Regions from separate parts of the Homo sapiens genome. Here all the other regions are linked to region 2. Evidence: chromatin contacts called from ENCODE Hi-C or POLR2A ChIA-PET data. All regions are on one chromosome and are shown on one strand. Each heading gives the region's core, a stretch centred on a gene start or an enhancer-like site at or near the end of the contact. The rest is flanking DNA. Distances are from core to core; before and after follow the strand shown.

The links. Hi-C counts contacts between places; a loop is a spot of excess contacts on that map. ChIA-PET counts read pairs that join two places held with the same protein, here RNA polymerase II (POLR2A). Pooled maps may share reads with other maps.
Region 1: a pooled map shows a loop between it and region 2 (2.6-fold over the local background). The contact joins two enhancer-like sites. A Hi-C loop is called at or near these places in 2 of 50 pooled maps. POLR2A ChIA-PET finds 5 or more read pairs at or near these places in 4 of 52 experiments (CD4-positive, alpha-beta T cell, CD8-positive, alpha-beta memory T cell, WTC11 and 1 more).
Region 3: a loop to region 2 is called in a map of endothelial cell of hepatic sinusoid, with 5 times the contacts of the local background. The contact joins two enhancer-like sites. A Hi-C loop is called at or near these places in 2 of 168 maps with a recorded cell type or tissue (Calu3 and endothelial cell of hepatic sinusoid) and 1 of 50 pooled maps. POLR2A ChIA-PET finds 5 or more read pairs at or near these places in 1 of 52 experiments (RWPE1).

What each region holds. Positions count from the first base shown.
Region 1 is chr3:171,478,440-171,482,094 of GRCh38, forward strand. No RefSeq gene overlaps it. Among named protein-coding and RNA genes, the nearest start is that of TNIK, 20 kb to the left of the region's middle. Within about 2 kb of position 2,257, at least 4 of the 41 ENCODE cell types and tissues checked have a DNase peak (open chromatin) inside an H3K27ac peak, as active enhancers do.
Region 2 is chr3:171,346,251-171,349,650 of GRCh38, forward strand. All of the region lies in intron 2 of TNIK (TRAF2 and NCK interacting kinase), which reads right to left. Among named protein-coding and RNA genes, the nearest start is that of TNIK, 110 kb to the right of the region's middle. RefSeq lists an enhancer at 1,235-1,284. Within about 2 kb of position 1,546, at least 5 of the 41 ENCODE cell types and tissues checked have a DNase peak (open chromatin) inside an H3K27ac peak, as active enhancers do.
Region 3 is chr3:171,522,374-171,525,988 of GRCh38, forward strand. No RefSeq gene overlaps it. Among named protein-coding and RNA genes, the nearest start is that of TNIK, 64 kb to the left of the region's middle. Within about 2 kb of position 1,743, at least 3 of the 41 ENCODE cell types and tissues checked have a DNase peak (open chromatin) inside an H3K27ac peak, as active enhancers do.

The sequences.
Region 1 (3,655 bases), core at 1,007-3,506, 130 kb after region 2:
GTCCTGCTTTTTTTTTTCTTCTTCTTCGTAATTTCATTGGGACACATTTATCAAACTGTTTTTCTTTGTTTTCTGAGACAGAGTCTTGCTCTGTCACCTAGGCTGCAACCTCCGCCTCCAAGGAGCGGATTCTCATGCTTCAGCCACCCAAGTAGCTGGGATGACAGGTGTGTGCCACCACACCTTGCTAATTTTTGTATTTTTAGACAGATTTTTGCCATATTGGCCAGGCTGGTCTTGAACTCCTGACCTCAAGTAATCTGCCCACCTCAGCCTCCCAAATTGCTGGGATTACAGGCGTGAGCCACTGCGACCGGCCTGTGCAAGTCCTGTTGATGGCGTCCTTCTTGTTTAGTAACAGCAGCAGAGCAACCAACTGAGAAGGAACATTTAAAGCATGTGTTCTTAACCAGAGTCCTAGACCCTCACATGATCTTCAAGTGCTCCATGAACCCCCCTGAAATTGTGGACATTTTTGATGTCTGCATATGTGCATTTTTCTGAGGAAGATGGTCCACAGCTTCAAAATTATCAAAAGTATTCCAAAACTAAGAAAACTTTACAGCTCGTGGGCCAGGCGTGGTGGCTCATGCCTGTAATTCCAGCACTTTGGGAGGCTGAGGCCGGTGGATCATCTGAGGTCAGGAGTTCGAGACCAGCCTGGCCAACATGGTGAAACCCTGTCTCTACTAGAAATACAAAAATTAGCTGGATGTGTTGGTGGGTGCCTGAAATCTCAGCTACTTGGGAGGCTGAGGGAGGAGAATCACTTGAACCCGGGAGGTGGAGCTGAGATCGTGCCACTGCACTCTGACCTGGGCGACAAGAGGGAGACTCTGTCTCAAAAAAAAAAAAAAAAAGTTTAGAGCTCATGGATTAAGACGTTCTTGCCTTTATCATGGATGTTGATTTTCCTATTTTAGGAAAAGAGCCAAAGCTTGTTATTACCTTATTGAGTTTCTGTATAACAGAGGCCTGTGATTCCTGAATTTTAGTAAGCTTAGTGATAACCTGAATACAGCAACAAATACAAATATGACCTGGTATTAGATGATATTTAAAGAATCATTATTATTTTTGTTACGTGCTATTTAAGAAAACTTTTCTGATCATTTAATTATGAACATATATGGAAGTTTTATTACCACAATGCTTTTATATCATGCAAGAAAAAAGGCCCCTAACAAGTTCATTCAAATATTCACTGCTTTATTTTATAGAAAAAGAGACTGGTAAGATACTCAATATAGGACAGATTGAAAAAGACAGAACGTCTAAAGTTCACTCAATCCTTGACTAGTAGTCAGTTGGATAGGTCAGTAAATGATTTCCAGAACAAGCTTTAATCCCATTAACGTTCATCAGAAAAGTGCTTAAGAATTTCACCATGAATGCAAATATTGGATTTTAAGCCACCGTGAATAGGTCTTCTCAAATGTATTTGAATTGATTCATCTTCCATTTTAAGATCTTTTTAAAAGCTATTTTAGAATTTCTGAGAAATTTCAGATATGGTTATTGGGTTTACCGTAATTTAAAAATATTATTATAACTTTAGCTGGGGACTAAACCTTAATATAGGGTTTTGAGACTGGTCCTGTCTGTCAGTCAGTCATTTGGTGAGTTGGTGGAGACTGCACATCTATACTGTAGTGGGCATACCAGGAGAATAACCACCAGAGGTCGGTTGAAACATTTAGAGCCTGGCCATCCAAAATCAAAGGCAAGGGCCAGGCGCGGTGGCTCACGCCTGTAAACCTAGCACTTTGGGAGGTTGAGGTGGGTGGATCACCTGAGGTCAGGAATTTGTGACCAGCCTGGCCAACATAGTGAAACCCGTCTCCACTAAGAATACAAAAAATTAGCCAGGCGTGGTGGCGGGTGCCTGTAATCCCAGGTACTCGGGAGGCTGAGGCAGGAGAATCTCTTGAACCCAGGAGGCGGTGGTTGCAGTGAGCTGAAATCACACCATTGCACTCCAGCCTGGGTGACAGGAGCGAAACATGGTCTCAAAAAACCCAAAAAAACAAAATCAAAGGTGAAATCCAATGCATTGTTGCCAAACTGACTTGTGGGTAGAAATATCATCTTCCATAATTGAAATATATCTTTCATAGGTGGAAAAATAGCCCCATTTCCAATTTAAACAAAAAACAACTACAAAAAAATTCATCTTACATGCTTCACACTTCAAAAACATTATCACTTTCATTACTGAGTCATCAAAACTTCCTGAGTATTTCTTTTTTAAGTAAAAGGACCAATCACTAACCTGTTTTCTTTTCCACCTCACCATCTACAACAACAACAAAAAAGCTCAGAAATAGTCTGGTGAAACTATGCAGTGGGCACGGTTTTTCTGTGGCTTTCTTCCTTCCACCTTCTCAGTCCCTTCTCACACAGAACTCCCAGCCCTCTCTCTCCCTGTTCTAAGAGTCCTAGAACTGTTAAGGGATGCTTTGTATCTCTCCTAAAGTCTCTAAACCAAAGTTCCCTTTTCCTTCCCTTCCTGATGAAGCGAACCCTGTATCTTTCCCTGTTCCTGACCTCAGTGGAGTGCTGCCACCTGATCCTTCATTTATTTCTAGTTCACTCCTTATCACATTCCCCAGAATCCCTTTCCAATTTTTCTTTTTGTCCCAGTACCCACTACACACACTTACCTTGCAATCTTCTTTTCATAAGCCACTTTGCTACCTATGATGACATGATGGCAGCAGGCAGCTGCTTTGCCGCTACTCACAGTGTACTATCTGTGAATGGTGCCCCTGGAGTTGGGTACACAGGGAACACATTGGGAATGCAGCTGGGAGGTGTGAAGGTCACAGTCTTGGATGAGGCCATCTAAATGGAATGACCACAGGTTACCCCTTTCCTCTTCAAGATTCCTCTTGGTTGTCATTCCTTCCTCCTTGCCAGCACCTCCCTTTCTTGGCAGACCACATGCTTGGGATTGAGGCAGCCCCTTTCCAGCCGTATGACTTTGGGAAGGTTACTTAAGTCTTCGAAGTATTTATTTTCTTATTTAGAAAAACGGGGATATAATAGCATTTATCTCATGGTATTATCAAGTGGAATAAATGAGATAATGTCTGTAAGAGTACTGGCCCAGGGGGATGGTTAGCCAAGTTAGCTGTTGCTATAATTCCTAATTCTAAGGCTGAGATTCTACCCGTGAGGTCTGTAAAGTCTCTCTACAGTCTTTGAGAAGTGATCTGCTCCCCTCACTTCTCCATGAAAATTTCTATTTTTCTCCATATTTATTTTTAAAACACATTTTACCTCGTTGATAGCTGGAATTGAATTTAAACAGTCCTCAATGCCTTAGAATGATCAAATTATTAACACAGACAATCTCTCCACAACGATTCTGTGCCCACTTTCTAGTGTGTGGTTTTTTTGTTTGTTTGTTTGTTTGTTTGTTTTTTGAGACAGAGTTTCGCTCTTGTTGCCCAGGCTGGAGCACAATGGTGCGATCCCGGCTCACCACAACCTCCACCTCCTGGGTTCTAGTGATTCTCCTGCCTCAGCCTCCCGAGTAGCTGGGATTACAGGCATGCGCCACCACGCCTGGCTAATTTTTTGTATTTTTAGTAGAGACAGGGTTTCTCCATGTTGGTCAGGCTGGTCTCTAACTCCCAACCTCAGGTGATCC
Region 2 (3,400 bases), core at 296-2,795:
TGTAGATAAATGCCTTCAAGTCTCTACACTGATTTTATGATTTTTGAAGAAAAATCACTGAAGCTGTATTATGTAACCTTGTGCCCTATTAAAGATATGGTCCATAATTAAACATTTTCTGATGACTTGGATATGTAAGTATGATTCCTTATTTATTCATATACACCTTGCGCATGTCATCCTTGCACTGCACTCTACTTATTCTTTAAATTATTGAGCAGCCAGTCTTTGGTAGGTCTGTGCTAGTTACTGGGAATACTGTGGTAAGCAAAGTAGACAAGTCTCTGGCCTCATGGAGCTTATAGTCTGATAAATATATTATTCAACCAATGTGTATCACTATAATCTGAGTTTAGCACCCCACCAGAATGTGCCGGGGGTATGAAAGCCCAAACGGGGCCTGGGATCTTCTGGAGGATGAAGAACAGTTTTGTGAGAAAGTGACATGGAGTTAATAACAGGAGAAGAACATTCCAGGAGCAGGAATGTGCAAAGGTCTTGAGGCAGGAGGAAGCAAATTAGGTTTTCTGTGTAAAGAGAAAGCAGTATGTCTGGATCCCAGAGAGTGAGAAAGAACAGCACTAAGAAGAAGGTTGTGTTCAGATCATCCTGGGCCTTGTAGGCTAAGTTTACTCTTGATCACATGGGAAATCATTCAAAAGGTTTTAAACAGGAGAGAGACATGATCAAATAAGCATTTTAATATGACTTTACTGGCTGCACAGTAGGAATGTAGGGGCTGCAAGGATAACATCAAGGGACAGTCCTGCAGGCGTTCATATGAGAGATGTGCAATGCCTGTGCTAGGACAGTGGTGGCAGAGACAGAAAACAGAAGAGAGAAATCAGGAACCATTTAGGAAATAGGATCAGCTGGGCTTGGTGATGAAATTCAGGAGATGATGTCATGGGTGACTCCTAGTTGGTTCTTGGAGTTGTGATAATGCCCTTCACTCACTGGTTCATTTGCTGAAAAAAAAAAAAAAAGAAAAGAAAAATGACAAAACCCTAGCTCAGGCACCAAACACATAGAGCACACTCTCTTCTCTTTGACAGCCAAGCTAGTTCTAAGTAGCATCTAGATGCCTGGTATACAAGTCCTAAGTGCCTGCAGAGCTGGCCCTCAGCTGAGAAGTGCCTATCACACACACACACACACACACACACACACAAGTAAAGAGAAGCCAACAGGCTACATTAGATTCAGGATAAATGAGCTAGCCCAAATGACTTCTTCTATTTCAACTCCACTATCATTGCATTTAACTGGTCACACCTACAAAGCAATCAGCAAACTGGGTGACTCATTAGGATTTTCTTTTCAAGAGAGCAAAGAACCTAAATAAAGATCCTTGAATTTAGCGTACAATACCCAGGAGTCATCGGAGCAGCAGCAATTTGGGGGAACTTCAAGTGTGGTATTTCGGTTTGAGTGGGGAAGTTAGAAATCAGAACTGATCTCACAAACAAAAAGCTTTTATAATAGCCTGTCCTAGATAAGAGAGTAATGAGAGGACAAAAGGGGAAAGCCATCCCCCTCTTAATACCAAGGAAACCTAGGGAAGTGACTTCTTAAAAAGGAGGTAAAAGCAGCAGTTTTAGTCACTCATCAAGAGTGACTGTTCTTCCTCTTTGCTAGAAATAGCTAAGAGAGTGTAAATCACTCACTAGGCTCTAAGAAAAGAAGACTTACAAATGAGCTTGAAACCAAATAGTGCTGTGTAGATTCTTCTACCATCTTCTAAAGAATCTGCATGGACTTACTTATTCACTGTTAAGGTTGTCTGTGCATGGTAGCCACAGTGCTAGGATGATATCTATAGTTTGTTTTTGACAACAAGTAAATCCATTATAAACCCAATTTCTTCTCTTGAGCACAAGTTTAAAAGGAAAAAAAGAAAAGCTTTTCTACTTTAACATGCCTCATGCCTGTGCTTCCAAACCAGAGCACAAGTACTCCCTGGGGCACTCAGCTCTATGCCAAGTATTACAGCAGCAGGAAACCATAGATTTTGTTTAAGTCAACCTTTCTATAGTAATTTCATTAACATAATTTTAAACTGACGCAACAATGATTATCATGTGGCATAAAGAGAATCCATCTAAATTTTAAGGATATAACAGAAGATTCCAAATACATTTCATTTTTGTGGTTTCCACACCACCACCGAGTGAAGCCTTTAGATCTCTTGAAGAGGATGGGGTGGTTACAGGCCAACGAACGTATCCATTAGATGCAGACAGCACAGGACCTAGAGCCTACAGTACTTTTTGCAGTCAACAAAAAATTATTCTTATTTTAAAATTAGAAGATAAAAACTAATTCTTAGGCCAAAGAAAATGTTTTAACATATAATATTTGTCTTACACCAATGAGGTTATAAAGCCTAATTTTTAACTTTTTGTTGTTTTATTTTTCTTGGAGAAAGGGGCCCACGGAGGCAAAAATGGGGAGGGCCTACAACAGTCATACTACAGCACCGGGTAGTGCTTTCATTTGTGTTTGAGTCCCTCTCCTCTGCTATGCTGGTAAGCCTCAAACACAAATGAAAGTGTTATTTCTTAAAGTATAGTGGTCCAAATACCAACATGATTTAGTGAGACAAGGGCAAATATTTTAATTTAAAAAGTATGTACTATATTTTTAAATATAGCTGAAAATATTGAGTTTCTCATTTACGGTAGCAACGAATTTTCTTTTTGAAAAATTTAAGTAAATAAAATACTTTAATGAAAAATATTAAGCAAAAAGACTGCAAGTTCTAGGATGAACTTGGAAAAAAAAAAAGAGGTTGGTATTGCTGAATGGCTGAAAACTAGTGATATCCTAGAATCCTAGAAATACTAGGATTCAGACTCTCAGCTATAACACCCAAAAAAGTTTCCATATAGATCATCAACTACCTTCATCTCTCAAGAAAAACAGTAAAACATGACCAGAACTTCCACCACCAATCTACTGGGAAAATTAGAAATTTTGGATAGTGGTCTGAGTGCTTATTTATATTTTAAATCACATATCATATTTTTCAGAATTAGTGGTTCACACTGGCAAGAGAGCAAGAAATATTTGTTGGTTGGTACAAAGCACCTCCTTTTACTAGCCCATGAAACAATCCTACAATAACTCTTGTATTGTACAAAGAGAGGCAGATGATTGATAAAGATTCCCACAAGAATAAGACATTCACAGAAAAATGAGATCAGCCACTGCAGTCCTACCAGCTGGGATAATTTTACAAGGGTCAGACAGCTCCAGGGCATAAACTAATCACTTCAGGGTGAGGAAGAAGCTGACTCCTGATTCCCAAGAGGCAGTGTCACACAATTAGATTGTTTATTCTAGCTCAACACAAATTTGACACATTTCCCCAAAACTGCCTGTCTAGGGTCCTGTCAAA
Region 3 (3,615 bases), core at 493-2,992, 180 kb after region 2:
TCTTAAGCCAGCAAGCAAGTTCCAACCCAGTGAAAGAAAGAAATAGAAATGTCATGGACATAGAGGTGAGATAAAACCTTTCATGAAGTCATTGTGATAGTTAATATTGAGTGTCAACTTGATTGGATTGAAGGATGCAAAGTATTGTTCCTGGGTGTGTCTGTGAGGGTGTTGACAAAGGAAATTAATATTTGAGTCAGTGGACTAGGGGAGGCAGACCCACCCTCAATTTGGGTGGGCACCATCTAATCAGCTGCCAGTGTGGCTAGAATAAAGCAGGCAGGAGAAGATGGAAGAGCAGACTCACTGAGTCTTACAGCCTTCATCTTTCTCCCATGTTGGATGCTTCCTGCCCTCGAGCATCAGACTCCAAGTTCTTCAGCTTTTGGACTCTTGGACTTAAATCAATGGTTTGCCAAAGGATCTCCAGTCTTTGGCCACAGACTGAAGCCTGAACTGTCAGCTTCCCTCCTTTTGAGGTTTTGGGACTTGGACTGATCCACCCACTGGCTTCCTTGCTCCTTAACTTGCAGACGGCCTATGTGGGACTTTACCGTGTGATCGTGTGAGTCAGTTCTCCTTAATAAACTCCCTTTCATGTATACATATATCCTATTAGTTCTGTCCCTCTAGAGAACCCTGGCTGATACAGGCATTAAGGAGAGATTTTTTATAATTTTTAAAGAACTGCCCAAGTGAAATGGATATTCTTTTTTATACTATGGGTCTACACAATTCCTTACCTATAATTCTTGCAGATGTATGTATTTTGAAATTTAGAATATTCCAGATAAATATTTGAACACACACACATACATTCCATCAGGGAACACCTTATAATTAAACATAGTAATTTTTGCAGCATAACATGTAAATATTCATACTAAATGAGATAAAGATTGTACAGATTATGAATAGTTTCAGAGTTTATTGCCAAATGAGCTTGCTACAGATCTATAAGCAAAACAAAAGAAAAATTTTTTGTTGGGACTAGATGAACTAATGAAGCTTTTTTTTAAAAAAGAAGCATTTTTTTCAGAGATTTTTGGACTTTAGAATTGTGGAAAATAGATTGTGGAATTGCATTCAGACTATGAAACTGATCATTCTCTCAGTGTTTTCTGCTGTTGGGAACATCACTTGCTCGCCTAGTGGGGTTTGTTCTCAAACTTTGTGCAGGAAAGATGACTTGAACAGAGTTTACACCTGCTGTCCTGTGCTTCCCTAACTGGCATGCTCACAAAGAAAGGGCCTCAGCTAAGTTTGAAGTATGGTTTCAGGCTTTGGGAAGACAAGCCAGTCAAGCCAGCTAATAAACTCTTTTATCCAAAATCCCTAAGGGGGAGGAGAAAAAAGAAAAAGAAATTAAAATGGAATAGCAGCCTGCTTTCAACTTCATGAGAACTGATCACACAAGGAAGCCAGAGGCATCTCATCAAGAAAGTCCAAATTTGATGAAGCAATTTCACTCTGGAAGCCTTAGACTAGACAGACCTGCAATGAACCCATTATAAGGTCATCAAGATGGGTGAGAGAAGTGGGATCCGTACATTAATATTAATGGCAGTAATAACTGTGATACCGCTCCCCATTTCAGTCTCTGCCGGGAAGAAAAGCTTGGGCCCTTTCCTACGCCAAGAGGAGACAGAGAACATTTTCCAAGGACACTTAAGACTTGCTGTCCCTTTACAATTGGCCTTTTTTCCCAGAACACTTCACATGGAGCAGCGTAAGTTTTGCTGTCTGGTCCTCTTCGGTGGAAGGTCATTTTGTATCCAAGGTGACAGCTCTCTCTGGGGATAGGTATGTGACGTGGAGGTAGATAAGTGGATGGTGTGGGGATGAGCCCAGGGCCCATGGGGCCCTTAAGGTGATGGCCTGCACCCTGTGGTGGTCTGCTGAAAGAGCAGAACACTGCTGCTGCTGCTGCTGCTGCTGCTGCTGCTGACTCAGTGTGTGACTCAGTGTGTGCCGTGATATCTGAGCAACTGCCCAGCAAGCAGCAGAAGGGGAAAGGTCCACGTCTGATAAAGGAGACAGGAAATGCATTTTGAACAAAGCTTTTATTATTTTTTTTAATTCTCTGCTCTCATTCATTTTCCACATACTTTATCCACAATGACCTTTGAAATCTAATCAATTGTTTGGTATCTTCCTTGTTATGAAAAAAAAATATCAGGCCACTAATTTTCTCCATTCTAACGTCTTTTGCAGAATGATTCCCTTCTCTTTTGGTGCAACTGATTCGATGCAATTTTTGAAAAGACCGTATTTTCAGCACTTCCTGTGTGTGCAGAACTCTTTTTTCTCTTGAGACGGAGTCTTGCTCTGTCGCCCAGGCTGGAGTGCAGTGGCGCGATCTCGGCTCACTGCAAGCTCCGCCTCCCGGGTTCAGGCCATTCTCCTGCCTCAGCCTCCCGAGTAGGTGGGAATACAGCCTCCCGCCACCATGCTCAGCTAATTTTTTGTACTTTTAGTAGAGACGGGGTTTCGCCTTATTAGTCAGGATGGTCTCGATCTTCTGGTCTCATGATCCACCCGCCTCGGCCTCCCAAAGTGCTGGGATTACAGGCCTGAGCCACCGCGCCCAGCTGCGGAACTCTGATGCCACAGATACCTGGGTTTGAATTCCAGGCCCATCATTTTCTAACCATGTGAATCTGGGCAAATTACTTAGCCATCATGAGATGTAATTTCCTCAATTGTAAAATGGCAATAATATATGAGATGTTTGCTGTGAGAATGAAGTGAGGTAATAGGAGTGCTTATTACAAAACAGACACAGGAATAGTTTATTATAACTAGATGCTAAGAGGAACTTAAAGGTAAATAAAACACATATGCACACACATACACACTTCTTTAATGCAAGGAAAATATATAAAGGATTTTGGAAGTGACTTGAGAGCATACGGTACAGAGAAATTGAACCATACAGTGGAGAGTGTGCATTAGATCCAGGCCTGGGCAAACACATGGACTATCAATAGGCTGGGTAATGGGAGTGAGGAGAATGAGGACGTAAAGGATGCTTCTAGGCAGAAAACATGGTGACACAGAGGCAGGAAAGAACTGAGGAGGAATTACAGAAAAAGACCCAGACTTTTCCAGTACCATAAGGATTGAAAGTATCCTTTCTCAATAGCCTCACAACTACTCCTTTCATTATAGAAGTAAGTGTTCTGATTTGAGGTTTGAAAAATAATCACTCTAGCATTTGTTTGAGCATTGCAACACATATAATCAGGGCGAGGTTAGGAGGGAGAAGAGAGTGGGAAGTTAGCTACTTGAGATTATTGAGGGCTTTGAATGTCACAAAAGGGAATGAGACTTTTTGCATGTGTTGTATAGTGAGGAGTCCTTTTGGACCTGAGTGGCACCAGTTTCAGAAGGTTACACCATCGATGTACAGATTAATTAGAAGTGGGATAGGGAGGCCGAGGCGGGCGGATCACGAGGTCAGGAGATGGAGACCATCCTGGCTAACACGGTGAAACCCCGTCTCTACTAAAAATACAAAAAATCAGCCGGGTGTGGTGGCACGTGCCTGTAGTCCCAGCTACTCAGGAGGCTGAGGCAGGAGAACTGCTTGAAACCGGGAGGCGGAGCTTGCAG